Linked DNA regions of Homo sapiens: region 2 is linked to region 1. Evidence: read pairs that join two places in POLR2A ChIA-PET (ENCODE). Cell type or tissue: HCT116. All regions are shown on one strand. Links, peaks and the distances in the headings refer to the core of each region. The heading gives the core; the rest is flanking DNA.

Region 1 (16,615 bases), core at 4,198-12,197:
GACCTTGTGCTTTCTTTGAAAGGTTATTAATTATTGATTCAATTTCTTTAATAGGTACAGGCCTACTCAGACTGCCTAGTCTTTCTTGTGTGAGTTTTGGCAGATTGTGTCTTTCAAGAAATTTGTCCATTTCACTTAGGTTATGAAGTTTGTAGACATGGTTATTATTTATACTATTCGTTTATAATTCCTTTAATGTCCAGAGGATCTGGAGTGATGGCCCCTCTTTTATTTCTGATATTAGTAATTTGGGTCTTTCCTCTTTTTTCTTAGCCAGACTAGAGATTTATTGATTTCATTGGTCTTTTCAAAAAACCAGCTTTTGGTTTTGTTGATTTTCTCTATTGATTTTCTGTTTTTAAATTCATTGATTTCAGCCCATGGTATGCTTTTTTCCAATGATAATTAATTAATTTTAATGTTCTATCCTTTCATTAGGTTAAAAGGCTACAAATAAATTTTCCATTCTTCTCACTTAATGGATTATTTCTTATTACACATTGCCTATTGTGCACCACAAAGTTTGCAAGAGTATATAGGAACAGTCTAATAATAGTCATCTTGCTATTAGCCATTCACAAACATAGATGTAGACTAGAAAACACTGTAGTATGTTTACTGGCTTTGTCCAGCCTGGCAGTCTTTAATCCAAACACAGCCATCCTGTGAGAAGCAATGATGATGGTTTTCTTTGCTGTCTTATTCTCTTTCCTCTTCTTGCTCCATGTCTTTGTTTAGACTATTTTTCCTACAACTCTGCACTTACCCTAACCCTACGCTATTTCCAGGGTCCTGGGATGATGAACTCAGATTTCTTCAGTCTTCTCTTTTGAAAGTGTACTTGGTCTTGAGAGTGCAGCTTCTAAAAGACAGAAACATTTTTCTTGTTGTGTGTGTGTGTGTGTGTGTGTGTGTGTTTGTTTGTTTGTTTTTGAGATGGAGCTTCACTTTTATTGCTCAGGCTAGAGTGCAATGACACAATCTTGTCTCACTGCAACCTCCACCTCCCAGGTTCAAGCAGTTCTCCTTCCTTAGCCTCCCGAGTAGCTGGTATTACAGGTGCCCGCCACCACACTTGGCTGTATTTTTAGTAGAGACGGGATTTCACCATGTTGGCCAAGCTGGTCTTGAACTCCTGACCTCAGGTGATCTGACTGCCTCTGCCTCCCAAAGTTCTGGGATTACAGGTGTTAGCCACCGTGCCCGGCCAGAAATATTTTTCTTAACATTAGTAGCCAAATCTCATTTTAACAGAGGGAAGATGTACAGAACAGAAGACGAAAGGAATAGGCATACTGTCCTACCATAGTAACAGTTTTCAAATTTTTCCCTTTCATAATTTCTAGACTTAAGTAGCAAGGGTCAACAAAAAAATATATATCCCTTTCTTTCCCCCAAAGGATACCTATTCTGAAGATCCAAAATATTTCTTAGCAGTCAGAAGTCTAAAAAATGTGGTGACTGATGGGATCTTTGGCATCTAGATGAGTGTCAGTCTTTAGTCCAGAGAATCTGAAGCAAAGCTCTGTGTACTCCACATCTTTATTTTCTTAGATTCACATTGCAACTATTTTTCTGACAAGAATTAAAGAAAAAAAGGAAGGAAGGATGGAAGGAAGGAAAGAAGGAAGGAAGGGGAAGGGGAAGGAAAGGAAGGGAGGGAGGGAGGGAGGGAGGACTGGTCTAGGGTAGATGAGTGAAGAAGGCAATTACCCACAAATATTAGTTTGTTGTGTCACAAGGTAAGATGCTCAAACATCATTCACACCATCTATCAATACACCTTTATCAATGAATCCCTTGTGACCTCAAGGGCTTTTTCACCCTTAAAAAGAAAAACTTATCTTACAGTAAAAGTGCTTCTGGAAGGACTCCTGTGGCATAGTCAATACAGTCTTTGGGATATAATGAAAAAGGTATGCTTGTGAGCCTGCTGTGGGAGCACAGAGGAGGGCTATTTAGGATGAAGGTAAAATTAACAATAAGGGTTCTGATCATGTGACCAGCCGGTGGCAAAGTGAGGAATAAACAGGTCTTTCATTCTAGTGCTCATTCTTGGGTTCCCAGCTGCCTCCTGGGTCTTATTAAATAGCCAACTTTAAATAAAAACCTGCAGAAAGAGATGTTAGCATTGACCCATTGTGATATGGGATAGAGGAAAAAAGGCAAGGTTATCAAAGCTTGACTTTGCCAACTCTGTGGTCTGCCCTGGAGCTAACCCTGCTGCTACCGTTTTTTGTGTCCCTTCTTCCTCTGATCTAGTTTTCCGTGCTTCCTACCACAACTATCCTCAGACCTATACTGCTATAAGCACATGAGGGTAGAGCCTCAATTCCCATTGCCACTCAACATCCATTTCTCCCAACTCTGATTATTCAAAGGTGCAGAACTAGGGAGAACTTGCCCTATTTCAATGTTCTGAGTGTATACCTGACTGTTTTAGGATAAACACTGAAATCAGCTCTTCTACAGCCTATATTTCTTGCTGTGAATTGCATCCCTATAAACTGGCTACCTTAGGAATGTGTTATTAGTAAGGAGGGAATGTGCCTCTATAGTTGTACTAAAGCCAGGTTTGCATTTGGTGTATGTTCTACGTATTGATTCATCTGTGGTGTTTGTTTTTCAAAAGCAAGGGGTGAACAACCAAAGTCTACACTTTAAAATGGAGAATATCTGACTACTTTTCTCAATTTAATTTAGATTCCGTTTTATGAATTAAAGTGGCTGAACAGGTAACATCCTGGCTAGAGAAAAATCCACTATACTCTGAGCCCCAACTAAACTGAATGACTTACAGTTCCAAAGATCAGTCATCTCCTTGCCTTTGCACACTTTCCTGCACTTAAAATATCCTGTCCCTTTCTTTTTCAAGTAGAAGTAAGGAAGTCAAGTCTCTCAATGTCCCACTGTTTCCCAGAGTGACAGAAATATCACCCTCTGAACTCCCACATCATTTTTTTCTCTGAACAATTCTTATTTTCACCACTAGATTACTAAACCCTTGAAAGCAGATCTCAAAGTATTTAGCTCTAAAACCTTTTAATTACAATGAATTCGATTCTATATAAATGCTAAATAGGTACATAAATATACACATGTGCATAAACATTATCTACATTTCAATCCTTTCCATTGGTTCATCAACAATCTGCAAGAATGCTGATACTTAGGACTTTTAGGAAATAAATATAAAATGCAAATAAAATACCCAAGAGAAGCAAAAATAAAGAATGCAGAATACTGATTGTATGTATCCTTGAGAAAGTAAAACAGTAAAATAGATATTTACTAGAAAGCACTACACAAAATAAACAACTTTCCCATATATTACTTTGCAATATCAAACTCATTCACTATTTTTTATTTTAAATATCTACCACAACCCCCATATTTTTGGAGATTTTTATGAACATGCAAAAGAAATAATAAAGTCTGCTATGAGCATTGAGGCAACGTTAACACAGACTTTTGTGTGTTTAAACGTCAAGGCAAATTTGGTAAAGAAGTGTCCAGAGAATCTGAGAGCAACAATAACCTCAAGTTCATTGGAAATTTTGAAATTCTGTGCATTGTCACACACATTTAGGTGAAATCTCCCTTATTGTCAAGAACCTACAAAAGGTGAAATGGGTCTTAAAGAAACATAGGATTCACAAAAAGCAGGTTATTGGTTCATGTTTAGTAAGCGTGACATAACACTATCTGCCTTTTTTAATGCTAACGATAGGAAATATTAATATAATAAAACACACTCCTATCTCTGAGGAGTTCAAATAGGGTGAGACGTAAAGTCACGCCCTCATCACGTGATAATATGGTTCCCCAAGGCCACAGAGGAGATCTGATCAATGTGTTTTCCAGAATACAATGGAAAGAGTGCTTAGTTCTAAAAGAAGAGACTGTTGTGAGATTAGGTGACTTTTGGAGTATAAGCAGGAGATGTTTGCCCATGAGATAACGCAGAGAGGATAACAAAATTCAAGGCCAAGATTGCAGCATAGGCAAAAGCAAGAATGCATGTAAACACCTGGCACATTCTATAAACTGCTAAAAATCCAGGTGCTAAGGACCCAAGCTTCCTGGGATCAGAATGAAGTGTTTGATCTGATTGTAAGGTTAACTCTACTTATTCACTTACCAAGGGAAGAAAAACAAAATTAAGAGACAGAAGTTTAAAAATCTGTTAAAATCCCCCGGGTTAGCAGAGAGGTTCTATAATTCAGAGAGGTTTGCAGTTCATCAACTATAGTTTATCGCCTTGAGAAAGTAAGAAACACGTTGAGTGTGTGTTTTCACAAGCTGCCACTTTCTGTATTCAACGTGATTTTCCAAATGGGGAGATATGATATTTTTCACAAAGAACAGGCTTCAGGAACAAAATCTTTTTAGCAAAGAAAACATTTTCAAAGTTACCATTTCACCAAACTCCCTAGGCAAATGAATATATACACCCACCTCTTAACCTCGTAGTTTCCTTAGAAATGTCCAGTTGAAAGGACTTAATGAACAGTTGTGGGAGTGCACAGTTAACGACACTGGTTCTCACTCACCCACTGATATGCTTTGGCTGTGTCCCCACCCAAATCTCTTGAAATGCAGCTCCCATAATTCCCACGTTTTATGGGACGGGCCTGGTGAGAGATAATAGAATCATGGGGCCAGTTTCACCCATACTGTTCTCATGGCAGTGAATAAATCTCACGAGGTCTGATGGTTGTATAAGGGGTTTCCCTTTTTGCTTCACTCTCATTCTTCTCCTGCCTGCTGCCATATAAGATGTGACTTGCTCCTCCTTGCCTTCCACCATAATTGTGAGGCCTCCCCAGCCATGTGGCACTGTGAGTCAATTAAACTTCTTTCCTTTATAATTATCCAGTCTCAGGTATGTCTTCATTAGCAGTGTAAGAACAGACTAATACACACACAGAGCTAGGAAGCCAGTCTAGCACTCAGGAGTCCAAGTGCTATGCAGGCTATTGTTAAAGTGACTGTTAGAAGCAAAGCTCCACAGGTGAATCGCCATATAACTCTCTGTGAGGCAATAATGAGAGCATTCTCTCCTGTTCCCAGTAGTCTTGCTCCAGTCCTTCCTTTTGTCCTCCACTCTCAATTTTTCTCTTCCAGAATATCTCCCCTAATGAACCTGATCCCACTGGATATCCCTCAATTATCCATCTGGAGCTACTTACTGGCACTGTTTGCTTCATCTCTGCTTGTCATTTTCATGCATTTATATTGTGTCTCCCAACTGGACCATAAGTATTTCTGCATCTTACCTTGGCCTTTCCTGTTCACGCAGTGAACATTCAATAAATTCTCTCCATTGTCTGTTTCATGAGCTGTCTTATAAGACAGATCTAAGAAATAGAGGAGTCTAGGGATTTCAGAAAAATGTATCATAATAAAAAAAGCTCCAGTAGCTAACAGCTGGAAAAATTGAGGCTGCTAGCAAAAAAATATTGTGGCAACAGAGGGAAGACTAGAAAAGAAAACAAAATATGATTAGAGAGTAGCCTGAGTAAGAAAGGGGAGGGAGGGACCAATAAATGCTCACTCTCTGAGAGACTGATCACACCATTGCTATAAGGCTAGGAATCTAATTATTTGTTTTTAGGAATGTTGGACCACAACTTTCAAAACAATTTCCTTGGAAGACATGTGATAATACCAAGTAACTTTCCTTGATTTTTAAAATATTGTAAAAGTGCTTAATGTGCTTTATAAACATTACCAGAATATTTTAAATAAAATGTCACTTTGCCAAGCCACAACTCCTTTTGGCCCCATAACTTACATCAGCACAGCCTGGATTCTGGGAAGGCCCACCAAGATTTTGGTGACAGATTTCCATCACTACAAAACAATGGGGCCAGCTTGAAAATGAGATGAAGACCAACTCATCCCAAGAGAAAACATGACAGCTGAGACATGACGAGCTTGGTCTTTATCCTGGACTTTGGTTGCCTGGTGAGCATATGTAGCCTGGCATTCAGCCGCATGGAAAGCTGAGGAAAGTTAGAAAGGATACTAATAATGTCCAGTGATAGAGAAAAGTGTCTCAAGCCCAAACAGCACTGAGGTTTCTTTAACACCATTACTCACCTGCTGTTATATATTGATGAAATGTAATGACAATATTCGTTTATAAGCATATCAATAGGTTCAGAACCAGGAATAACTAATACAGATGGAAAAATGTAAAAGTGGATACAAATGGAAAAATAAAGACTGTCTTACTCTGATATGTTGCATGTCTACTCAGAAAAGTTGGACTAAGGTGTTGCTTTGGCAACATGAAAACTGTAGGAAAGACCTCTCCCCAAACAATCCTCCTTCTCCCTAACCAGTTGTCTTCCAACAAGAATCTTTGCTTTTTCTTAGTCATTTCTCTTAGGAGAGGAGGTTTAAAGAAGATCAGTAATTTACTTTTCATGCATAGTAAGAGAAATAACAGGAAGCAGAAGATAAATGAGGAAAGGCCCTCAGAGTAAGAAAGAGGGACTAAGAGAAGGGAAGTCACTTCATTCGTTATTTGGTCTCAGGATTTGCCTATGTCACAAAGAAAGAGAGAGGAGAAAGCCGGTCCAGAGAAAGATAGATCAAAGAACTTGAAGGCAGACCAGGAGAGAGACTACTACCAAAGCCATGCATGAGGAGAGGTTTGTTTTTTGTTGTTATCGTTTTTTGTTTTTCTTTCTTTCTTTTCCTTAAGAAGAATTATGGACAAATAAATCCTACGTAGGCAGATCTTTCATAAACACTTACTCTCTGTCACGGTATCCTGTTTATTTCCTTCATAGTACTTATTGTAAGTGGCAATTAAATGATCCATCTCTGCTTTACTTCATTTCCTGTTTCTCTCAGAAAGTATTGCTGAGAAGAGGGAACTTGTCTTTTGAACAAATCGCTAGGATGCATCAAATAATATTGTTGAATGACAGAATAAATGAAAATGAGAGTGCTGCAGCGAGTTTAACCAGAATGAGCGGGGGAAGTGTGGCTACAAAGGAGCAGCGGCATTTAGGAGGACCTAATAACTTCTAGGGGAACAGTTTCAGTACAGTTGTGTAGGGCCTAAGAGAGATCTTAAACTGGTTCTCAAAGGTGGTCTTGCATCACGCACACCATGGAGTTTTTTTTTTTCTTACTGTGTGGAGTCCACATCAGCTCATTACAAAACAGGGGAGCACTGTTCACTCATTTTCCGTGTCAGAACCACACACACTATTACCTCAGGAATGCTAAGAGGGACGCCTGTGTCATTGTGGACATTTACCACTCACAACTCCCTTCTCCCGGAAATATTTCTTCACAGCCACAGCCCTAGCGGGTGTTGGTCGGGGAGTGTGTGTGCCATCCTGGTACTCCTAACCATGATGGCAAAACATAATCCGAGATGGACCAACCCCAGGGCTCCTCACCCTACTGTTTGTCACCCCTCCAAATCCTACCTGAGGTTGATAGTAGCTGCTCCACACATGCTCATATAACCCAAGCCAGAGAAATGAGAGTGCTTTCTCCGAATGTTTCAAGCGTTTCCTGGAGAAAATAGTGCTTTCCTCTCTGATCACGTTGCAATAAGGATGTGATTCAGAGACTGCCCATGGCCCTGGCTCCCATCACATACAGAACGCTGTTAAGAGGCTGGGCACAGTGGCTTACGCCTGTAATCCCAGCACTTTGGGAGGCTGAGGCAGGCAGATCCCTTGCGGTCAGGAGTTTGAGACCAGACTGGCCAATATGGTAAAACCCCATCTCTACTAAAAATACAAAAATTAGCCAGGCGTGGTGGCGCATGCCTGTAGTCTTAGCTACTCAGGAAGCTGATGCAGGAGAATGGCTTGAACCCAGGAGGCAGAGGTTGCAGTGAGCTGAGATTGTACCACTGCACGCCAGCCTGGGCAACACAGGGAGACTTTGTCCCAAAAAAAAAAAAAAAAAAAAAAAGAAGAAGTGAAAACTCATAAAGAGGCAGAAACATGAGTAGATTTGCAGGGCCACTCACGGTCCCTGGCTCAGGTCAAGTCTGGGTTACTGAGTTCTCCCTGTGAGTCTCTGTGTTGCTCCAATATTCCTCCCCTCCCACAAATCCTGTTTTGTTTAAATCAGTTTGAAATGAATTTCTGTCACTTGTACCCAAGAGAACCCTAAAACAGGTAGTTATGCTTCCTTTAAATTTCAAAGTAAACTAGGAAGTGTCTTGGATAATTATTTTCCCCAGGCTTGAACTGGCAGCTAAGAGTTAATTGTCAACTGAGAGGCTGCCCTTGGAATAAAAGAGTTACTTCTCTATATTACCTTTTTCTGCTTACTTTTGGTCTACCTCAGAACAAATAGAGGACCAAACTTACACAAAGAGTAAGAGGAGTGAGAAGATTAACGGCTAAAGACACGGGCTTTCTCCATTCCTATATTTACTCATTTAGCTAACTGGCTAGATTCTGCAGAATTATACTCTACTGACTCTCACCCTTCACCCACTGAGCTCTGGAGTTTTAGTCTGAGGAAATAATTCACCATCAGTAGGTCAAAACACAAAGCAGTGCATTTGTTATACAAGAAAAGAGATTTTGCAAGTGAAATGCATTACAATTTGGTCTTTGTCCTTTTCCTTCCCTCTTTTTAATTTCTTCTCCTTGCTTCTAAGCTTTTGCTGTTTTCCCTTTTGCATGTGTAGAATAGTATATTTCATAGTGCTCACTGTACTCAGGAAGAAAATATTGCAATAAAATGTGCTATTTTAAAATATAAAGAATAATGTATCAATATTTGAGAACATTTCAGCTGACTTCATAGGTCTAAACACAGCAGTAGTGACCTCTGTAAACATGACTTAAGCTTTGAACAGTTATTAAGTGTGGCAAACAGCTATCCCTTTCTCCGACCCTCCCATCCCCCATCCAGCCTCATTATTCCTTACTAACAAATCTCTTTGTACAAGCAGTATTAAGCAGAAAGCCAGGATAATTGTGGTTCACATAAGCCAGTCATGATGAGTTCTTGCCTTTTTGCCAATGATTGGTCTAAGGGCGACCCTGTGGTCCAATTCCAGCCTAGATAAGACAGAAGAAGACTGTGAGGTTTTCCAAGATTCTCCCAAAAAAAGGTGAGATTCATGCCTGCTGGGAAGCCTGTAGGTATGACTGTAAGAAAGATGTCATAGACTACTACCCAAGGATGGAAAAGTAAATGAATGGAAGGAACCTGGCTCTTCTGGAATTTATGTTAAGTTAGCAACTGTCTTTATGGCCAATACCACTATTAATGCAATTATTAGTTATTTATGACTGAATATATCTTAGCTGATACATTATGAAATGGAATTAAAAGTACATTTACGTTCATCAAATTTTATTATGATAGCAAGGGGATAAGTACTAATCGATAAATATTTTAAACATGAAAAAGTCGGGATTTTTTCACTACAGTACCATAAACTCTTGGCAGATAAATTCTGGTGTAAGTCAAGACTACACGACTATAGGAAAATAAAACTTGTAAGTGGAAGAAAGTAAGAATTTAGTTTTACATATGCGAAAGTACACTTGGTCTGGTTTTACTTTATGCATCATTTCTCTCATGTACAACTTTAGCATTTACAGATATGATTAAAAACAGATTAGCTGAACAGAATGTGTAATGGTCCTCAGCTGAGTATCAGAAAATTAAAACAGATTTGAAAACTCTTCTGCAACACTCAGAATTTAAATACATTGAATATGTCAGCAATTTTGTACTCTCACAGCAAGAGATAAAAGAAGCAAAGATAAAGGGATGCACAGAATAGGAAAGTCTTTGGGGATATTAAGGCAATTAAGAGCAATATGGAAGTAATCAAAACTTGGTCGACAGACCAAATAAGACCTTATGAAATAAAAATATGGGCCAACATTTGCAAAATGTTGCATGCCTTCAGATTACATATGTCTACAAAAGAAATCAAGGGTTAGATTCAATGTGCAGATATGAAACATTAGCAATGGTTGAAATGCAAAAGGATTTCCAAGGCTTGAGCATAGACAGGCATGCTGAAGTTTAAATCCTTATATAGCCACTAGCCAAGTTTGGAGGGTTAAAGCAGTGTTTTTCAATCATTTTATCATGAAATGACAGAATAATGCACGAGTAGAAAATATGCAAAAGTCAAAGAAACAGTGAGCTTGGGTTGTTCATCGTGAGAAGTTCTGTTTTAAATCAGTGTGATATATTCAGGAAGTAGGTTTATGTTTTTATCAAATTTTTTCTGATATAATAAATGTTGAAAGACATATGTAACAAACACACCCAATATCCTAGCATGAAACATACAGAACTGCCTGAATGTGGGCACTGGCTGTTGATTAATAAAACCAAGCAAGATTCTCACATCAGGGGATACTGGGCTTCTCTGGAGACTTCCCTGTGAGAGAAATAAGAGCCGCAGACATAGATAAACATGGGGTTTAAACTATCAGTCAATGCAGATCTCATGAAGATGAGAATGCAGCCAACAGATGTGACCCAAACCGCACCAGACAGGGAAATCACAACGAGGCAGACAAAAAGCTATGTCTCTGTCTGGATTGTATGTGATGGGTTGGAAACTGACATATTACAATCCAGATTTCACTGCAGCAGCTGTCATGTTGCTGATCCACTTGTGTATTTCTTTCAGCTCACTCAGCCTCCTTTTGTGGTTCTTCAAATGTGGCGGGATCCTAAAAAAAGATTAATTTAATCGTATCAAAGACATTTGAACTTTAAATAATAATGCCACAAAGGAGAGACAGAGCTGGTGCTTCTGTTGCTAATTTGTTTCATTGCTTCTTACATTTGCTGCTTCCCTACACTCAGGCAAACCTCCCGTGTTTGTACTGCGGCTCTGATTGTTAATGGACTGTCTAAATGCTTCTCCCCTTCCACCCCAGCATATCCAACTCCCATCTTTTTTCTTTGGCTGAAAAATCTGAGGCCAGATGAAGACTATTGTTTCCAGCAAAGACAAGTTTCTGCTAGTTTTCTCAGAGAGATGTTTCCTTACAGTCCCCCTAATAATTGTGGAAATCCCATTTGGAACCTAGTAACTATGCCTTATGTTTTTACACACCAAGCAGAGCCACAGGATGGAGGATCCACTAATTAGCCACTTTGAGAACTTGCCCATAAATCGGAAGACAAAACACCTGGAAATTGTAGGGTTATGTGACAAATCACCTTTTCCACCAGTGTTTACAAATGGAAGAAAAGAAGTCTCTGGGTAAGGCAATATTTTCAAGTCCAGGGAACATTCCATAACCACGAAGGGCTATTCCAGAAATAAGTTAGCAACAAGAGCCTCTTTGGCTTTGAAGTATTTCAAAATACACTGGACATAAAATTGGAAAGCATCCTATGAGTCAACAATACTTCTAGGAAATAGGAGAGATGGAGACGCCAACCTTTTTCCTAACTCTTTCCTGAGTCTAGGGATGGAATAGACAAGAAAGCTGTTGTGCAAAGAATGGAGAAGATATCCAAGGTACAATGATCAATGGAAACTCTTCTTGTAAAGAATGGAGAAGATATCCAAGGTACAATGATCAATGGAAACTCTTCTTGTCCACTCACTGCACAGTACAAAAGGAAAGGTTTAGTGTGTGCTCAAAGGAACTCAGGCTCAAGGGACTTTTTCGGACTTGATATTCAGTAACTACCACAGAGAACAGATAACTTGAGAGCTGCATCTCCAAAATGAGAGGCTGGGCTAAATGACCTTTATGATCTCATCCTCTGTCAAACAGGCAGGGGCCCAATATCTCTAAAAGTGAGACAAATGGATATCAAGAACAAAAAAGAACCAACCACCTCTCCATAACATTCTTCTGCCAGTTGAGAGCTTGTCATCTTCTCTTTTCCACATCTAAACCTTGAAAGCTCAGGATGCACATTTCATAGGTGAGGATTAGGAATAGGAAGCTCTTCTGTTTGGGAAAGCACTTGAACAAAGTAAACAGATGAGAAACGGGGACCTGTTGAGTGCTGTGAAGTACTAGAATTCACAGTAGATAAATTGTCTTTTGGAAAATGGGGATTTACACTGTAATATCTTTAGGGATAAATTATATATATATATTTTTCAGACAAATAAGCATGGTCCTTTTCTAGTCCACTTGACTCAAACTCCAGGGAATGAGCTGCTGTGGTCTATAGTGTCCTGGTCAAAGGAGATGGAAGGACTGGGTTCCTGGGCCAGACCTGGGAATTAGATTTCCTTAAAAAGGTCTGATATGGTGTAGACTGACATGCCAAAAAATAGCTAATAGTTAGCAAATACGTAGCCTTTCTATGTATCAATACAAACGTATGCACATGACATATATGACTCATTTAATCCTCTCAACAATCCTATAAAGAAGGTGCTATTATCACCACCTTGCCCATGTGGATGCTGCCCAAGGTCACATGGCTGGTAGTGACTATTGAATGTTACAAAACAAATCCCTCAAAACGTAGTCGCTTAAACCAATAATAATAATTTATTTATATATTTCATGGTTTCTGTGGGTTGGATATTCGAGAGCAGTGTGGCTAGGGGATCCTGAGTCAGAATCTCTCATAAGATGTCAGATATCACCTAGAGCTGTAGCCACTGGAACACTTAACTGGGGCTGGAGGATCAGTGGGTGCCACGTTGGAGCTGCCATGCCCACAGCTAAAATGTGACAGAAGCGCTAAGCCACCCCAGACATCTGGCTCCATAGTTCCTGCTCTTCACCACTCTACAACGTCACTTCATGGCTGGAGAGATGCCTTTTCCCTGTGGCCGGGGAGGAAGGGAGGAGCACGAGAGAGGCAATACTAGGAACTTGGGTATCTTTGGATGAAAAGTTCAAATTTTCTTTCTTTTTCCCCTTGGAACCTTCAAAGTCTTATTCAAGGTCCAGTTTTAGGTTGATAATTTCCTTTAATTTGCCTCCATGAAACCACTTTTGTGTTGGCAACATCGTCCCATTGGGAGAACCTAGGCCTGGAGTTCTTTTTTTTTTCTTTAAATTTTTTTTTTTTTTATATTTTAGAAACAGAATCTCACTCTGTCTCCCAGGCTGGAGTGCAGTGCCTGAGCTCACTGCAGCCTTGAACTCCTGGGCTCAAGTGATCCTCCAGCTTAGCCAGCCGAGTAGCTGGGGCTACAGGCACATACCACCATGCCCTGCTAGGCCTGGAGTTCTAACTGCTGGACACCCAGGAAATGGTAGAGATCCCAGGTGGAGCTTCTCAGAGGTGAGACGAGGAGCCAGGTGGCAGGAAGAAGCAGGGAGAAGCAGGGAGAAGCAGGGAAGCAGTTTGGGCTAGCTCCTTCTCCCGCTAGATGTCTAGGGAATAAAGGAGAGGATAGATCTTAAATTTGTATCAAGAAAGCCTGTGACAGACATGGGTTACGAACTAGGAGAGCTGGTAGTTATCGATGTGTGTCTTCTACTGCAAATGAATCAGATTCTAGGCACAAAAAAAATTTTCAGATGTGAAGGTGAATATGTGAGAATGGTCCCCAAAGAAGCAAAGTCAAAGAAAAAGTGGTGATTCTGATAAACAGCCTTGGATATCAACAAATAACTTATTTCAAAATTTAGAAATTACCAAGTAAAGCTGAAATTTAATCACATTAGCATTCAGTCTTCTCACAATTTGGATATAGTCTTCTCAAGAATTTTATATAGAAATCTGAGCAGGGCTTTCCCCCAAGCCAGACACTGGTAATTCCTGAATAAAAGGCAAAATAGCTAATATACATATGAGAATTTCCCTCAAACTTTTAGTAAGCAGAGAAATTCAAATTAAAACATAAGGGATTATTTTTCACTTATCACCTTGACAAATTTTTAAATAATAATACATAGTGTTGGAAAAGATCTAGGTAATAGAGACACTAATACATTATTAAGAGGCGTGAAATTAGTTCAGCATTCAAGAGTGAAATTTGCTGGTATTTATTACAATTCTGCAATGAAGTGCTATCTTACAGAAATACTTCCACTTGTTCCTAAAGAGGCACATATGAGAAAACCCATTATCAAACAGTGTATAACATCAAAAAATTAGAACCTCAGTTGTTCATCTGTAAGGCATGGTTAAAAATAATTATGTTATATGCATAGTATAGAATATTACCCAGTAGTTTAAAGGAGCATGGAAAATCTATAAACAGTCATGAAAACTTTTCCAGGTCATACTGTTAACAGAAAAAAAAGCAAGTAGAAAACAGCTTAATCCTATGTATACAAAAATAATTTAAAACTATATACTATGTAGGTATGTATCTATAAATAAATCAATCTATATAAAAAAGTTCAGAAGGATGAGACTCTTTATATTTATATGAATACAAGGAAGAGAATATACAGGTAGAGAAGAGGCTATTAAAAAGAAAATTACAAACTTTTTCATCAAGAACTTATTCATGTATTACTTGTGTTAAAAAATATAGAGAATGTTTCTATTCATTGAACCATTCTCGATCAAGTACCTAGTGCACAAAACCATTTCATAAGAACACACAATATCGTCCTTGTTGTGATCACGTTCTCAGAAAATCAAGCCTTGTTTGCCTGAAACTCTAAGCAATAGTGGACCAGGTGTTTGAAAAAATGAGGAGAAATAAACCCATCTATCTCTGTTGTCTGCTTTTAGTTTTTAGCGTGACCTTCTTATGGTTTCTGTCTTGGTATCCTTTTTATGATCATTGCTTCCCCTCAAACTCATGTAAAAGGTCTGAAACATAAACGATCAGTTCAACTGGAAAATTGGATATGAAAGGATGGCTTCATGAAAGGCCAGTTTCCACATTTAAGGCAAACTTACTTTTCAAGGCGAAAATTGCAAATAAAAATAGATCAAAATTCATGGTTTTTTCCAACATGAGAAATAGATATTTACCACCCAAATCTCAATGAATACTCTGTTTTCTCTCCAAATTAGTCTATATAACTACAATATAAGCTACCTACTGTCTATAAATGCTACCAACAGAACAAATATGAAATTATTCAATAGTTTCCCTGTTCATCACACCTGGTTCCTTGGAGCAAGATATTTACATCTGCTCTAAGCTTCTAACTACTTTTAGCTGTCAGAACTCCATCACAGCTATCTTCCTCCCTAGACAGCAAACAGCTTAAGGGTCAGAGTGTGTCTAATTCTCCCCTGGATTAACCATGGCACAACATCTAGCTCAGTGATGAGTCAATAAAAAGCTCTTCAATATTATTGTTTATGAAATATCCAATTGATTTTTAAATGCTATGTGTTAAACAGAGCAACTATAGAAGAAATTTCTATTCCTGTGATTTATTACAAGTCACGAAAGGAAATATGCAAAACCATAAGGTACAATTCCAAATGTGATCCTTTGAAAAAGAAGTAGAACCATGTAGTAGAATCTGGGAGCTGTAGTGGAAATTTGAGCACTGCAGTTCCTTCAAGCCAGAAACTATATCTTCTATCTCTATGTTTCTACATCCAACACTGTGCCTGATGACCCAGTGGGTGCTCAAAGATATTACTGAATCATGATTAAACCCCTGAGCAGCCTTGGGCTTTGAAGGCAGACAATCTTGTGTGGAGTCTCGGCCTGATAAATTTTAGCCACGTGACCTTAAATTTTCTGTTACTTTGGATCCTTATTTGTAAAACTGAAATTAAGAATTTCATAACCACCAGGTTGCTGTGACTATTAAATAGGTAAAATATCCATGGCAGTGCCTGCTTCTTGAAAAACAGTATTTATGTTCCTGTTCACTTCTATCAAGATAGAAGCTGAGTTTCATCTTGCGTGCACTCTAGAGGAAAAAAAATGTTAAAATCAATGAAAGAATTGTCCTGGGCCAGTTTGAGCCTTAGCCACCACAAGTCTTTGTCATCTTAAGTGATATTAATATGATGTGAATTAAGTTAGAAGTTTTTAAGTCTTTGCAATCTCTTTCTCATTTCTCCCCAACTGTCTCCCCACCTTCACCACCTAAATAAAAGCTTTCTTTTTCCACTTTTTCCACTGCCCTCATCTTTGCCTCCCAAGACAGAAGCTGAATTTGTGAATTCAAGTCTTGAAGCTTGATGGGGAAGACAAGAGAGAAAGCAAGAACTGGAGAAGCAAAGAAGGAAATTTGCAAAGGAAAAAATCAAGGTTAGTTCAGGGGAGAATAGAGAAATCATAGGCAAAAGCAAAGAGGAAGGAAAGTAAGTCTTTTGAGCTAAATTTGGAAAAGGGTGTTGGGTAGAGATTTGATGAAGAATGTTGCCTAGAGAGAAGCTTCTGGGTGCCTAAGTGTAAGAGATAAGTTAGAAAAAGAGGAAAGATTTTTAAAAAGCGATTGCAATGAGTTAAAAATTTGATATATTTAAATGTTTTCCAACAAATTTAAGTAAAGATTGCAGGTATGTTTAGTCATTTGGGGATGCTGATCTACACATCTTTATGTACAATACCATGTAAAAGCTGGGTCTCCTAGTGCCCTAGGCTTTTTTCAGGAGTTTCTAAAAATTAAACTTGCCCTTTATACAGGAATTAATAATGAAAGAGACTGCAAGTGGCATACAGAAAGTTATATGTAGTTTTGTTAAGAACATTACACATAATAAGTGGAGACCAAGAGAGGCT
Region 2 (16,615 bases), core at 5,704-13,703, 59 kb after region 1:
CTGCAAGCTCCACCTCCCGGGTTCACGCCATTCTCCTGCCTCAGCCTCCCGAGTAGCTGGGACTACAGGCGCCCGCCACCACGCCCGGCTAATTTTTTTGTATTTTTAGTAGAGACTGGGTTTCACCGTGTTCGCCAAGATAGTCTTTATCTCCTGACCTCGTGATCCGCCCGCCTCGGCCTCCCAAAGTGCTGGGATTACAGGCGTGAGCCACCGCGCCCAGCCAGGAGAATTATTTTTATAGTCTCAGAGTTGTATAGTCTTTTCTAATATGCCACAAAAACTAAGAAAGAATAGATAATTGATTAATCAGACTACATAACAAAACTTTTCTGCATATAAAAATACATTATAAACAAATGACGAACTAATTTTCAAAAGTAAAATGGCATGCCCAAAATTAAGAGCCAATATTCTTAATTCATAAAGAGTTCCTAAAAAATTACTAAATCATCCGGACACAGTGGCTCAGGCCTGTAATCCTAGCACTTTGGGAGGCAGAGGTGGGCAGATCACTTGAGGTCAGGAGTTCGAGATCATCCTGCCCAACATGGTGAAACCTCGACTCTATCAAAAATACAAAAATTAGCCGGCCATGGTGGTGGGTGCCTATAGTCCCAGTTACTCTGGAGGCTGAGGCATGATAATGGCTTGAACCCGGGAGGTGGAGGTTGCAGTGAACCGAGATCTTGCTACTGCATTCCAGCCTGAGCGATAGAGCAAGACTCTGTCTCAAGAAAAAAAAAAAAAAAATTACTAAATCAACAGATTGATAAAAAGAGAATAAGAACAAATGAAAATTCAAAAGGCTCTTAAAAACTTATACAACGTTCAACTTCACTCATAACAAGACAGATGCAAATGAAAGCTGTGAGACACCATCTTTTACCTCTCACTCTCAAAAATAAAGTTACAATCTCTTAGTAAAGGCAAAGGGAAACAGACATTCATGTTTATGTTGATAAGACTGTAAGAAAAATTCTGTTGCAAAGAATTTGGCCATATCTATCATAATAAAAAATATATTTGACCCAGCAATTTTACTTCTAAAAATTTGTTCTACAGATTAACCTGAACATATTCAAAATAACTTATATTGAAGGATATTCATTACAGCATTGTTTGCGAGAAAAAAAAAAAAAAACAAAACTAGAAACAACCAGTTGGGGTCCGGTTAAGTAAATCATCTTACTTCATTATATTTGAATACTATGCAGCCATTACAAGGGATGAGACTGCTCTATGGGTAGTGATACATACTGATAAATAAATATTAAGTAAAAAATGGAAGATACAGAAGAGTGTGCACAGTATGTTACAAACTGTCTTAAAAATAAAAAATACATATATGAACATGTAAAGGCATAGAGCACCCCTGGGAAGTGAAGATCTAAGACACAAGAAGGGATTATTTCTGTCAAGAGTAGCTGACTGCCTAAGGGACGTGGGCAGATAAAGGCTTGTCTTTTACTGTATACCTTTGTCATATTTTGAAGTGTATCCTTTCCCTAGGGAAGTATTCCTAGAAGGGGTTTTGCTGCAATTCAAGGGTACTCCCTCCCACTCCTACTCCAGTTATTGACTGGATGCAGAGGAGTAAGAGAAAGAAAGCTTTTCTAAATACTAAAATATTGGTCTACGTAGTAAATGCCAAACTGGGGAAACTCGGATCATAAAGTTTTACTACCATCCATAGCCTAGAGACAATGGGAGAATATGACCAAGGGGAAATTCCTATAAAACAGGAAGTGAAAGGAGGAAGACACTCTGGGGACTAGGAAGAGCCAAGGAAAAAAAGAAAATAAACAGAAGAGTGAGATTTTAGAGGTGAGTGTCCTCTCTGCTCTGGGAGGTCAAAACTCGAAGGAAATTCCAGGGCAGATTTTCTCATTTGGTTCATTTCTTTGGGCATAGCCCGAGAACATTTACATCTCTTAGAGAGTTCCCATGTGCGTCATAATGCCTGAACAACAGGAATCTGTCTCAGCAGTGGACTTAAGGTAGCACCATATCTTCCGGCCTGTTTATTGCAGGCTGGGGATTCAGATCATCCTACATGTTTCAATGGGAGGAAAGAAAAGTACAGAGAAAACTTGTGGACCTGGAAAAGACTGAGGTAGTGCTAAGGAGGCTACAAAGTACAGGGATCTTATGACCAGAGTCAAGATGAGAACCTTGAACTTCAGAAGTATATGCCAGTGCTATACCCAAAGGGGACCCAGCAAGACTAGTCACCTGCAGGGAGCACTAGCCCAGAACACCCAGCACAAGACCATTTCAGCCACCCTGCCATGGAGACTAGTGAGGAGCCAGAAGACAGGATTTCATAGACTTTGCCCCTGCTTTCACAAGAATGCATGCAAAGGCCAGCTTTCAGAACTATCGTTTTGCTGTGGCCTGAAAAGTATAGCTTGAAACTCCATGCTAAGCAATGACTTCTATGTTGTAGGTGGAATTTGTCCTCAATTCAAAGCAATGAATGGCTTCATACAATGGATAGGCAGTTATAAGACATAATTTATGGAAATTGTAAAATATGTTATTTTTAATATATTATTCCTTTTATATCAGTGTGTCATTTGTCTGTTGTAAATCACCTAAAATTCTATTAGTTATCAATAAAGTTATGTGTATACTCTTATTATAATAGTGTAAAAATCAATATATTTGGTCAATGAATAGGAAATATTATATATTTGCAAATGAGAATGGTATTTCCCCCTAAATATTTATTTGCTAGGAGGAAACTGCATAGGAAACATCAATACTTGTATTTGTTGGTATCCGCTCTTCTCTAACCTTGAACATCCAGCCAAGACTTCAATTAAATCTCCATTTTTAGCTTCACCGGCTCTGAAAGCATCAACATATCGTTTATCCAAAGCAAGGGCGTAGTGTGTATGTGTGTGTGTGTGTGTGTGTGTGCACGTGGTGTGTGTGTAAAAGTTATTTATCTAATGGCCACAAAAAAAAATCTTCAGGTAAAGCAGCAATCAACTATTTATAGTGCTTTCAAGTATATTTCCAAATATAATATGAATATTCTTGCAAGCTCCCAAAGTATTTCTTGCCTGTATATTCATCAAAGTGCTGGAAAATTACACAAGAGCAATCACATAAGGCAGTTAATATGGCTGGCAGCAACCCGACTGCTTTACTCCTCCCTCTATGATTAATTACAACTAAATTGATGTTACCAGCAATGATTAATTTACAACTTAGGTGCAAAGTAAATGAACTAAGCAAATTGGAATTGGCACTAACAATTTCTGAAGCCTCAGCAAAGAACCCACATCATGATAAGCTATTATGCACAGAAAACTTTCTCTCTAAAAATGGTTAAAATGCATAGGTGTAGTCATTGGTTTATTTTTAAATATAGGTATATTTTCTTAAATCTTCTCAAGCAAAGTTTAAATATCAAAAATAACCTTAGATTTTTATACTTGGATATACAGCAAATAAATGCATGGGAAGAAAAATGTCTCAAGTCTCATTTACCTAAAATAAATGCAAAATGTTTTCTTCTATCCCCATCTTTTAGCATTGGTTTTAAGACTTTAGATCAGGTTATATAGATAAAAGCCCACATGTGGCCCAATAGTGTGTATTCTGAGCCAGTTTTCTATTACCAAAAATGAAAAGAATTCTAATATTCCACAAAGCTGTTAAACAAAATCTAGCTGAGAAGCCCTGGCACACAGAGAGCTTCCTGTGAGATTGCCCAGTAGAGTTTCCAGTGGGTTCTCCTGAACAGAGCAACAGCAATCTAATAAGGGGTTCCTCCTCCTGACTGCTGCACCATTATATTTACTTATAGATCCAAGCACATAGGAGAACAAAAGCCTGAAGGATGGCATTATTTCCCCCAAATAAGCTGAGACACCAGTCCAGAAAATGTATTGATGATGACCGTGCACTCAAATGGAGTTGAGATGGAGCATGCAAATACATAATCTCTTTGCAGAGGGAGGGTAAAGTTTCAATCCATCAGATATTTTGAAGAAACACAGAAATGTAATTATGAGAGCCACTGAAATTCACCTACTCTTAACACATGATTTTTACTATAAGCAGCCTGGGGGCAATTGATTGACCCAGAAAGGGGCGGGGTAGGGGCCAGAACTAGGCTGTGGTTTGGAAAATGCTCTCTTCATTTAAAATCAACAATGTGTGTTCTCACCCTGCAGCACTTACAAAATTCCCAAATAACATCATTTAACCCAGTCAAATGCCTTTTTCTATTTCAAACAAGATTTTTTCAGAAGACATGTAACTCAGCTGAATTGGAGGGGATAAGCAGTTAAGCTTCCCAAAGATTTTTGCTTGCATTTCTCAAAGCAAAGACCATATTTTAGTTATTTATTTCAAACACATAGAATAGTGACACGTGGCATTAAGAGTTGCTTGGATCATTCTTAGTGCAATAACTATATGCTTTATTCTTTAAGATTCAGAATTGTTGGACAAGGAATGGTTAAGAATGATGAATTTTTAAAAAGAGAATATGACAGCTATCTTTATCATTTCTAATTAACATTTGGCCAGAATTTTTCACTACAAAGACACATGTACATCTTAATTAGGACATAAAATATTATTAACGTCTAATATTTCTTTTGGACAGTTAAAATTTTTTCAAGTGCCTTTCAGGTGACATTTCTTACACATTTGAAAAGATCTATTTTGATACTGTTAAAGAAAATGGCTTTATTAGCTGTAAACCTTAGGTTTGACCCTAAAAATACTAGAAGTGAGCTGACAAAAGCTGAAGTTAAGTGACTAAATAATTTTTTAAGAAATTTATGGCAATAGGTGGGATTACTCAGAGGAAAGGTGAGTAAGAGAGTAGAAAACAGAATCAGCCACAAAATGTGAAACTATCCAATAAATTAAATATCTTATTATTTTGCTAAAACAGATCCAGTTTTGAGCAAGGATGGATATTAAGCCTGACTTTCATATTTCACTGTGCAGGGTAGCACTCTCATCTCCTCCTCCCCTTCCACATTTGCCCATTCTAAGGGCTCTAATACTGCCCACCTCCTTACGTGTATTACTTGAGCACCTGAAGCACTCTTTGTCAGCTTTTTGTGGAAAGCTTGTCTAAGTTCAAAGCAAAAACTAGGAACTTTTCTTCAAAAGCTTGGCTATACTTTTATTTCAATATCTTCAGATTAAGAAGAAAAACTTTCTGAACAAGAAGGGTCTTGTTCCTTTTATCATGTACCATGGATACTTGCTCTTAATTTAATTCCCTTTATGACCACATTTGTGTGGCTCTGTTTTCAAGGAATTCAGCTAAGTGAACAAAAGACAGAGAGCACTATTAGGAAATTTAAAGTCTGGTTTAAAAAAAAACAAAAAAAACCCAAAAACCTTGACATATACAGGTATACCTCAGAGATATTGCAGGTTTGGTTCCAGACAACAATAAAACGAACGTAGCAATAAAGTGAGTCACCCAAATTGTTTTGGGTTCCTAATGTATATGAAAGCTATGTTGATACAAATGCACTGTGCAATAGCATTGTGTCTTAAAATATATATGTATACCTTAATTTAAAAATAATTTATTGCTAAAAAAAAAAAACAATGATCATCGGAGTCTTCTGCAAGCCATAACCTTTTTGCTGGTAGAGGGTCTTGCCTCCATGTTGATGGCTGCTGACTGATCAAGGTGGTGGTTGCTGAAAGGTGGAGTAGCTGTGGCAATTTCTTAAAATAAGATGGCAATGAAGTTTGCCACATCAATGGACCCTTTCTTTCCCAAAAGATTTCTCTGTAGCATGCAATGTTGTTTATAGCGTTTTACCCACAGTAGAACTTCTTTCAAGATTGTAGTCATATGTTTCAAAACCTGCAGCTGTTTTATCAACTAAGTTTATGTAATATTCTAAATCCTTTGTTATCATATCAATGATGTTCACAGCATCTTCACCCAGAGTAGATTCCAACTCAAGAAACCACTTTCTTTGCCCATTCATTAGAAGCAAATTTTTCATCTGTTCAGGTTTGATTATGAGATTTCAGTAATTCAGTCACATCTTCAGTTTCCACTTCTGGCCTCTTGCTATTTCCACCACATCTGCAGTTACTTCCTCCACTGAAGCCTTGAAGCCCTCAAAGTCATACATTTGAATTGGAATCAACATCTTCCAAACCGCCATTAATGCTGATACTTTCACCTCCCCTCATGAATCACAAATTTTCTTAATGACATTTAGAATGTATACTTTCCGGAAGTTTTTCAATTTACTTTGCCCAGATCCATCAGAGGAATCATTATCTACAGCAGCTATAGCCTTAAAAAAAATGTATTTCTTAAATAAGTCTTGAAAGTTGAAAGCATTCCTTGATCCATGGACTACAGAATAGATGTTGTGTTAGTAGGCAGGAAAACAACATTAATTGTTAATTTCCTTATACAACTCCATCAGGACTCTTGGGAAATGAGATACGTTGTCAATGAGCAGCAATATTTTGAAAGAAATATTTTCGTCTAAGCAGTAGGTCTCAACAGTGAGCTTAAAATATTCAGTAAACCATGTATAAACAGATATGATGTCATCCAGGCTCTCTGGCTTCATTTATAGAGCACAGGCAGAGTAGATTTAGCAAATTCTTAAGGGCCTTAGGATTTTCAGAATGGTAAATGAGCATTGGCTTCAACTTAAAGTCAGCAGCTGCATAAACCCTAACAAGAGAGTCACTTGTCCTTTGAGGATTTGAAGCCAGGCATTGCCTTTTCTCTAGCTGTGAAAGTCCTAGATGGCATCTTCTTCCAATAGTAGGCTGTTTCATCTACACTGAAAATCTGACTAGTGTAGCCACCTTCATCAATGATTTTAGCTAGATCTTCTGGATAACTTATTGCTTCACCTTGCATGGTTACTTTCATATGTTATGGAGACAGCTTCTTTATTCAAATTTCATGAACCAACCTCTCCTAGCTTCAGATCTTTTCAAATCTGAATGTTCCTCATCTCTCTCAGCCTTCATAGAATTAAAGAGAGTTAGGGACTTCCTCTGGATTAGGCTTTGGCTTAAGGGAATGTTGTGGCTGGTTTGGTCTTCTATTCAGACCACTCAAAACTTCATATCAGCAATAAGGCTGTTTCACTTTCTTATCATTCATGAGTTCACTGGAGTAGCATTTTGAATTTCCTTAAGAAACTATTCCTTTGCATTCACAGCTTGGCTAACTGGTTTAAGAGGCCCAGCTTTTGGCCTATCTCAGCTTTTGACATGCCTTGGTCACTAAGCTTTATTATTTTTAACTTCTGATTTAAAGTGGGAGGCATGCAACTCTTCCTTTCACTTGGACACTTAGAGGTCATTTTCAGGTTATTAATTGGCCTAGTTTTAATATTATTGTGTCTCAGGGAATAAGGAGGCCCTAAGTAGGAGGGAGATGAGGATCAGTTGGTGAGTGGAGCAGTCAGAAGACACACATTTATTAAGTTTGCCATCTTATATGGGTGTGGTTTGTGGGCCCCATGACAATTACAATAGTAATATCAAAGATTATTGATTATGAATCACCATAACAGATAAAATAATGATGAAAAACTTGAAATATTGCAATAATTATCAATATGTGACATAAAATGAGAAAATGCTGTTGGAAAAATTAGGCCAACAGATTTGATCTATGCAGGGTTGCTACAAACCTTCAAATCTTTGTAAAATCTGAGAAGTGCAATAAAGTACAATAAAACAAAGTATGCATGTATACAAATTGGAAAACATGCAAGTTCTATAAAGAGGCACACACAACACTGCACAAACAGTGTTCTTTGTGTCATTCAGGTGGCAAAGCAAATAGCGGTCGTAGATCCAAAATGTTACAATCTGGCTCCTCCTAATCTGGAATTTATTTTTTAAATGGAATGAGAGCCTTCTTCTTCAAGATGCACACACATTATCATATTTTTCTATTTATACAGCACGATAATTCATGCCTTTTTAATGATAAAAGGAAGAATTAAAGAGAGAAAATATTACACAAGTGTATAGTACACCTTTGGCTATTTAAGCCACATGATTGGAGGGAGAGTGAGTTTGATGTTTCACATCTATTTTATAGCACATGTGGCTGTATTTATGCAAAGCCCATGTACTACATTCTTAGGATGCTTACTTTGTTCTAAGTCACAAATATAATTTTAGGAAATAGATGAAACTGAAAAATAAGTAAGCCAACTGATAAACGTTGTTTCCTTTCCTTCGACACTACTGTAATCATGTTATCCACCGGTTAACGTATTTTTTGACTAATATAGATTCATTTATTGACTTTCAGAAATATTTTGTAATTCAGTTGTAGATAGTTTTTGTTAATTAAGGGTCATAGATCTTAGCCTAGTTAAGACATTAAGATTGGTACTACTCTTCCTTTAAAATGTACCATAACTTGTGCTTCTTCAAAATCGTTGCCAAGCTTAGGTGAACATTTTCTCAGGTGTACATGAGCTTTCTGCTATAGTAAACCTCCCAGCCTAGTGTTTACAGATCTTTTTTCTCATTTTTCAGCTACTTCTGGTTTTCAATCGTTGTCTCCCTCTTTCCTGTGCTAAACTGCAAACTCTGGAAGAGCAAGCAGGCATTATTTCACTTCCACAGTGCATTGAGTACCAAGAACACTGAGGGCACTTATTCTCAAATAGGTATAATGTGGATTCACAAACGTCATACAAAATCATCCTCCTCTAACATTATTATGACAATTCCCTCTAGCTCTAGGTACAATGGAGGGAGAAACAATAATTTATAAAAATAAGTAGAAGAAAGAATTTTCCACCATTCCTGAGGCATTAATAATGTCTTCTAGCATGTGAATGCGTGTCCACGACTCAGTATGTGTCACTTCCTGCTAATTCATTGAGCGGGTCCAGCATTTCAAGTATAAAACAAAAGACACAATTGAACCTTCCAGAGTCTTTGACAGAGTGCCCTACTCCCTTTCTCAGAAGTACCTCAGTACTCCCAAGGCTTCTTGCCATAGCCATGTCTCAAGCAATTGTTTTAAGCTGTTTAATTAATAAAGTCACTTAAAGGAATCATTGTGCTCATGGATACTACTTATTAAACTTAAGATAACCAACTAGATTTAATCCCTGAGTTCAAGGAGAGGTTAACATGCAGCCCTTTAGTCTTCCTAGCTAAAATAAAGACCAAGACGGCAACAGATAGCTAAATCAGGTTTCCCGCTTCCAGGCATCGAAATGCTCACGGAAGAAAAAAAAAAAAAAAAAAAAAAAAGTCATACCATTTAAAAACAATTAACTTCCATACAAAAATAACTCCATACTTCCAAAATGAGAGTTTTATAAATGAATTAACAGGTCTAAACAACAACAGAACAAAAGCCTGATCTGCAAACTAGAGAGTATCATTCAATTTATTCTTTTTTTCATTCACATATACATAAAAGATGCGAGGCTATTAATAAAATAGAAATTAATTTTAAGAGTCTGAAGATTTTAGAAAACATTACTATGTTTCCCTATTAAGTATTGCCTGAACAATTTGTGTTTGCCTTCCTTGAGATCTTTTTTTTTTTTTTTTTTTTTGAGACAGAGTCTCGCTCTGTCTCCCAGGCTGCAGTGCGGTGGCGCCTCTCTGCTCACCGCAAGCTCTGCCTCCCGGGTTCACGCCATTCTCCTGCCTCAGCCTCCCAAGTAGCTGGGACTACAGGCGCCCGCTACCACACCCGGCTAATTTTTTGTATTTTTTAGTAGAGACGGGGTTTCACCATGTTAGCCAGGATGGTCTCAATCTCCTGACCTCGTGATCCGCCCACCTCGGCCTCCCAAAGTGCTGGGATTGCAGGCGTGAGCCACCACGCGCGGCTGAGCTCTTTATTTTTTTTCCTCAACTTTTACTTTAAATTACAGGGTACATGTGCATGATGCGCAGGCTTGCTACATAGGTAAGTGTGTGCCATGGTAGTTTGCTACACAGATCAACCCATCACCCAGGAATTAAGCCCAGCATCCATTCGCTATTCTTCCTGGTGCTCTCCTTCCCCCCTCCCCCACTGACAGGCCCCAGTGTGTATTGTTTCCCCCAGTGTGTCCAGGTGTTGTCATCATTCAGCTCCCTTTTATAAGTGAGGACATATGGTGTTTGGTTTTCTGTTCCTGGGTTAGTTTGCTGAGGAAAAACAGCTTCCAGATCCATCCATGTTCCTGCAAAGGACATGATCTCATTCCTTTTTGTGGCAGCATAGTATTCCATGGTATATATGTACCACATTTTCTTTATTCAGTCTATCTTGATGGGCAATTGGGTTAGTTGATTCCATGTGTTTGTTATTAAACTAAAGAGCTTCTGCACAGCAAAATAAACTATCATCAGAGTGAACAGACATCCTACAGAATGGGAGAAAATTTTTGCAATCTATCCATCTGACAAGGGTTTAATATCCAGAGTCTACAAGAAACTTAAATTTACACACACACAAAAACAAACAACCCCATTAAAAAGTGGGCAAAGGATATGAACACACACGTCTCAAAAGAAGACATTCATGTGGCCAAAAAACATATGAAAAAAAGCTCAACATCACTGATCATTAGAGAAATGCAAATAAAAAACCACAATGAGATACGATCTCACTCCAGTCAGAACGGCAATTATTAAAAAGTCAGAAAACAACAGATTCTGGTGAGGATAAGGAGAAAAAGGAATGCTTTATACTGTTGGTGGAGTGTAAATTAGTTTAACCCTTGTGGAAGACAGTGTGGTATTCCCCAAAGACCTAGAGGCAGAAATACCATTTGACCCAGCAGTTCCATTACAGGGTACATACCCAAAGAATTATAAATCATTCCGTTATAAAGATATATGCATGCATATGTTCACTACAGCTCTTTATTTTCTTAACAATCTATGATAAACTTTCTTACATTCTATTCTTAAGTTTTTTTGGCTTTAGATTCCTAAGGTATTTTATTTTCTGTTACATAAGGTGTTCTAGAGTTCATACTCAAGTATGAACTTTCAGAGTAAATTTCTGTAAGTTTACTAAAATATTTTCTGCAATCAGAATGTAAAACTGTACACATTGTTTTATTTATTCATTGTATTTAACAATTTACCAGTCATCTGCAAAATTCCAACCTACTACATTATTTGAAAATATGTACTACTCATTTGTTATAATTCTAGCATATGCTCTTCCTTCATTTACAATTTATTTTTATGTAATTAAAGTATTGACTATGGCAATGGAGGCAGATTAACATTTTAATATAATTGAAAGCCAGGTTTTTAGAAATAAGGAAGAAAGAAGCAGTCTATTCTTCCCTTTCTTTTCTCACCAACCTGTAAGAGTATTTAGGGTCCTGGAACAGTATCTTGGTTTTAACTACCTAAAGATCTAATGCTGAAGATGCTATTGCCCTGATTGCTCCATGCAGCCTTTCACACATAACAGTAAATTGGCCCCACATCTACCCATTCATGATCTACAAGTCAATTGACTCTTCTTTTTTTTTTTTTTTTCTTTTTTTTTAACAATCTCATCAGTAGATGATTATATTTTTCTTTTGGTAAAGAAGAACCAACCCCACCTTTCAGTTCAGTTAAGAAGCTTTTTGCTCTTCCATCCAAATGGGCTTTCTTGGACAGGAGTTTTATCTTGAATACCAAAATGCTTCTGTCCCAGAAACCAGGAAATAGCCATAACAAAGTTCTGGGTACTAGACTTTTAAAGTATAGGGACTAATAAATTCACTAACTTTCCCATCTTTCTTCTCAGCTCCTGCTCACAATGCTCCTAGAGATTGGTAACAGCAATTTCCAATGTCCTAATGCTAGACAAAACTTGACTGACTCTTGCCAGTGTCCTTCTTGGAATCGGAAGTGAGATAAATCCAGTTTGGGGGAAGCCATTTTTGAAGCAGGCAAAGCTAGCCTTCAAAGAGGGAAAGAAGACTCAGCTTCAGAGAGATAGTGCTATGGATTAAATGGTTTGTTCACTCAAAAATTGATGTTGAAACTTAATCCCTCCAACATTCTGGTGTTGCCAATGTGGTAGTACCAAGAAGTCTGGCCTTTAAGAAGTAATTTGGCCATGAGGGCTGCTCCCTCATTAACGGAATTAAGTTTCTTTTAAAAGAGGCTTCATGCAGCACAGTGTTCACCTACTTTTCTCTTCCCCATTTCTGCCATGTGAGGACACAGCATTCCCCTCCTCCAAAGGATGCAGCTTTCACCAGACACCAAATGGTGGTGCCTTGGTCTTGGATTTCCAGGCCCCAGAAGTGTGAGAAATAAATGTCTGCTCTTTATAAATTACCCACTCAATAGTACAGTAGTCCCTTCCTCATCCACAAGTGATACATTCCAAGACCCCCAGTGGATGCCTGAAACCACAAATAGTACCGAACTTTATATACTGTTTTTTCCTCTCTATACATACATGTTAAAGTTTAATTCATAAATTAGGCACAGTAAGAGATTAACAATAAATAATAATAAAGTAGAAAAATTATAAGAATATAATTTCACCAATAGAAGATTCATTCTTACTGTAGATCTTAGCAAGCTCAGCATATTAAGAACTTTCATCTTTTCACTTAAAGGAAGCACTATATGGCTTCTCTTTAGCAAATCCTAATTTCTAGCTTACTACTTTTGCACTTTGGGGCCATTATTAAGTAAAATAAGTATGACTTAAACACAAGCACTGGGATACTGTGACAGTTGATGTGATAAGAAGATGGCTACTAAGTAACTAACAGGCAGGCAGCATAGACGGCATGGACGTGCTGCAGAAAGGGATGCTTCACGTTCAGAGTGGGATGAAACAGAACGGCATGAGATTTCATCACACTACTCAGGATGGCATGCAACTTAAAGTTTATGAATTGTTTATTTCTGGAATTGTCAATTTAATATTTCCAGACTGTGGTTTATCATGGATAACTGAAACCATGAATAAGGAGGTACTGTGTCCGGAAATGGTGGGTTCTTGGTCTCATTGACTTCAAGAATGAAGCCGCGGACCCTCGCAGTGAGTGTTACAGCTCTTAAGGTGGCGCCTCTGGAGTTTGTTCCTTCTGATGTTCGGATGTGTTCGGAGTTTCTTCCTTCTGGTGGGTTCGAGGTCTCACTGGCTCAGGAGTTAAGCTGCGGACCTTGGCAGTGAGTGTTACAGCTCTTAAGGCAGCACGTCTGGAGTTGTTCCTTCCTCCTGGTGGGTTCGTGGTCTCGCTGGCTTCAAGAGTGAAGCTGCAGACCTTCACGGTGAGTGTTACAGCTCATAAAGGCAGTGTGGACCCAAAGAGTGAGCAGCAGCAAGATTTATTGCAAAGAGCAAAAGAACAAAGCTTCCGCAGTGTGGAAGGGGACCCCAGTGGGTTGCCACTGCTGGCTCTGGCAGCCTGATTTTATTCTCTTATCTGGCCCCACCCACATCCTGCTGATTGGTCCATTTTACAGAGAACCGAGTGGTCTGTTTTGACAGGGTGATGATTGGTGCGTTTATAATCCCTGAGCTAGACACAGAGGTTCTCCGACCCCACTAGATTAGCTAGATACAGTGTCCACACAAAGGTTCTCTAAGTCCCCACCAGAGTAGCTAGATACAGACTGTCGATTGGTGCATTCACAAACCCTGAGCTAGACACAGAGTGCTGATTGGTGTGTTTACAAACCTTGAGCTAGATTCGGAGTGCCGATTGGTGTATTTACAATCCCTTAGCTAGACATAAAGGTTCTCCAAGTCCCCACCAGACTCAGGAGCCCAGCTGGCTTCACTCAGTGGATCCTGCACCAGGGCTGCTGGTGGAGCTGCCTGCCAGTCCCACGCCATGCGCCCACCCACGCTCCTCAGCCGTTGGGTGGTGGATGGGACTGGGCACTGTGGAGCAGGGGGCGGAGCTTGTCGGGGAGGCTCCACTGCACAGGAGCGGAGGGCGGGGGAGGCTCAGGCATGGTGGGCTGCAAGTCCCGAGCCCTGCCCCACGGGAAGGCAGCTAAGGCCCAGCGAGAAATTGAGCACAGCAGCTGCTGGAACAGGTGCTAAGTCTCTCACTGCCCAGGGCCAGTGGGGCCAGCCCGCCCCTCCGAGTGCTGGCCCGCCGAGCCCACGCCCACCCGGAACTCGCGCTGGCCCACAAGCACCGTGCGCAGCCCCAGTTCCCATGGGCGCCTCTACCCCCACACCTCCCCACAAGCTGAGGGAGCTGGCTCCGGCCTTGGCCAACCCAGAAAGGGGCTCCCACAGTGCAGCGGTAGGCTGAAGGGCTCGAGTGCCGCCAAAGAGGGAGCCCAGGGAGAGGAGGCACTGAGAGCGAGTGAGGGCTGCCAGCACACTGTCACCTCTCAGTACAACTGGATTCTGTTGTAGCAGCATCAAATGAACTAAGAGAGATGGTATTGCCATTTTCCTTGGCTTCCCTGACAGATTTTATGCTTTCCAATCTCAGTCTCTCATGAAGCTCAACTTTGTTTACTTCCATTGGATTCAATGAGACACCTTGTAGTACCCCTCTTCTGTGAAGACTAGCCCTAGAAGCAACATACAGCCATTTTCTTCCAAGCTCTGTCACATTCTTGGGAGACAACACAGCAGCCGTAATTATGTGCTCAGGGAATTTCAAGTATGGCCATTTCTTAGTCTTCAGAAAAAAATATCTGTTCCCTTTCTCATCTCTTCTGTCATCACTGTCTCCTCAATAATACCAACTTCTCTCTTCCCATTCTAGGTCACCCTACCATGAACCTCTCAAATGCCTAAGCTTTCTAAACTGAAAAAAAAAAAACAAAAAAAAACAAAAAAAAAACAAAAAAAAAACAGGAAGAGAACTGACCTCAGGCTGTTTCTGCTTTGACCCTGCAACTAAACCATGCTAAGGCAGGGAAGACAAAATGCAACTATTTTCAGGATTGGCAAGGGGAAAAATAGAAAACAATGTGAATTACTATCAACAAACTATATAACTTTGATAGTTTAAGTATATATCTGTTACTTGCAAATGAAAAATTATTGACTAAGGGAAAAGATTATTGAAAATAACTAATGGCAGTTTTCACCGCACCATTACCAGAGTCAAGTCTGATGAACAAAGTGGGGTTCAAGACGGGTAATTCTGTTTGGGGTCCAAAATGAGCTGTAACTCTAAAGTAATTAAACTGACATTAATAATGACTTGCAAGCTGCCTCTTAAATCAATTCCAAACCATGGAAATAATTATATAGCTACCTAAAACTACTAAAATCAATAGATTTTATTTGAATATAAAATTGCAGGTGATATGCTTATGCTCCTTTTCTTTTCAATAGTTGCATAATGTCACATCTCACTCACTATTCAACAAATGTTTGTTGAATTCCTATGTGCCAGAAACTATTCCGGGCACTAGGGAGACTTTGATGAATAAAACAAGAAAACAAATAAACAAAAAATGCTTGCCCTCATGGAGCTTACATTTCCATGGATGGCAACAACAAAAAACAAAATAATCAAATCATATATCATGTTGCATGTTGTTAAGTGCGATGGAGAAAAATGATTCAGAGCAAGGAGCAAGGTTAGAGGAGTCGGGACAAGAGACGAAGGTCTAAATAGAGGATGTCTCATCACAGTGACATCTGAACAAAGAGATAAAAGAGATGAGGATTAAAAACCATGAAGAGTATTTTAGAAAGAGATCAGTAAGAGTGGACATGTGTTACATTTTGGGCAGCAAGAAAGCCAAGTGGCTGGAAAGGATCAATAATCCATTTACAGATGAGTAAGAGTCCACGTCAAGCATATCTGGGGCAAGAAGATTGGGATTTAAATTCTGGATACATTAAGTTTTCATACTTAGTAGACAATCAAGTAGTATTAGTCTAAAAATCAGGATTGAGCTACAAACTAAAAATTTTGGGAGCCATGATTCTATAAATATTCTATAAAATATTCAGATTTTGATTTTATGTCCCAGACTTAAATTCTGTAAGTTATCAACTAACTTACAGAATTTAGTCTAATAGTGATACAATTTCTGTTCAATAGAAAACTTGGTCTATTATCCTGCAAAATATTAACCCGTTTTGTTTCTAACCCTGAAACTTATTTTGCAATGTAAATCTGATGCTAAATCTGGAGCTAGTGTAGACTTCACAGGTTGAGGGCACAGTCCTCCATTAGACTCTTTTTACTTCAGACACTTGCTGCATTCTCCAAGGTTGCCAGGTCACCCTCACTTATGACCAGCTGGCTACAAGTGTGGAGGTTCCCACTATCTCATAAGATTTGATAATTGCTAGAATGACTCACAAAACTCAGAAAAGCACTATATTTACAATTACAGTTCACTATAATGGATACAGGTCAGGACCATCTAAATGAAGAGACACATAGGCAAACACAAACACAAAATTTCTTTGTCCTCAGGATGCATCACCCTCCTGGCACATAATTGTGTATCATCAATCAGGGAAGCCCACCCAAGTTTTGATGTCCAGAATTTTTATTGGGATTTCATTACACAGGCATTGTTGATTGAATCATTAACCATGAACTCAGTCTCTAGCTTCCTTCCACTCTTCAGAGGTCAGGTTGATGTCATCTGGCTCAAAGCCCCAACCTTCTAATTATGGGGTGTGTCTTTG

Evidence for each region. ChIA-PET counts read pairs that join two places held together with the same protein. Peaks named below come from ENCODE experiments on the same cell type or tissue, not always from the same donor. Only the 100,000 strongest peaks of a DNase experiment are listed, where the experiment ranks them.
Region 2: POLR2A ChIA-PET joins it to region 1 with 5 read pairs; 3 of 35 experiments call an interaction of 5 or more read pairs at or near these places.

The regions. Positions count from the first base shown.
Region 1 is chr5:125,143,613-125,160,227 of GRCh38, reverse strand. LOC101927421 (a long non-coding RNA gene) reads right to left here. Exons shown (of 6, transcript NR_109882.1): 3 at 1,406-1,575. Among named protein-coding and RNA genes, the nearest start is that of LINC02240, 340 kb to the left of the region's middle. In HCT116, for the core only: no CTCF peak of the experiment used is centred there; no DNase peak of the experiment used is centred there.
Region 2 is chr5:125,086,259-125,102,873 of GRCh38, reverse strand. The region is part of intron 2 of LOC101927421 (a long non-coding RNA gene); the gene reads right to left. Among named protein-coding and RNA genes, the nearest start is that of ZNF608, 350 kb to the right of the region's middle. In HCT116, for the core only: no CTCF peak of the experiment used is centred there; a DNase peak (open chromatin) is centred at 8,883.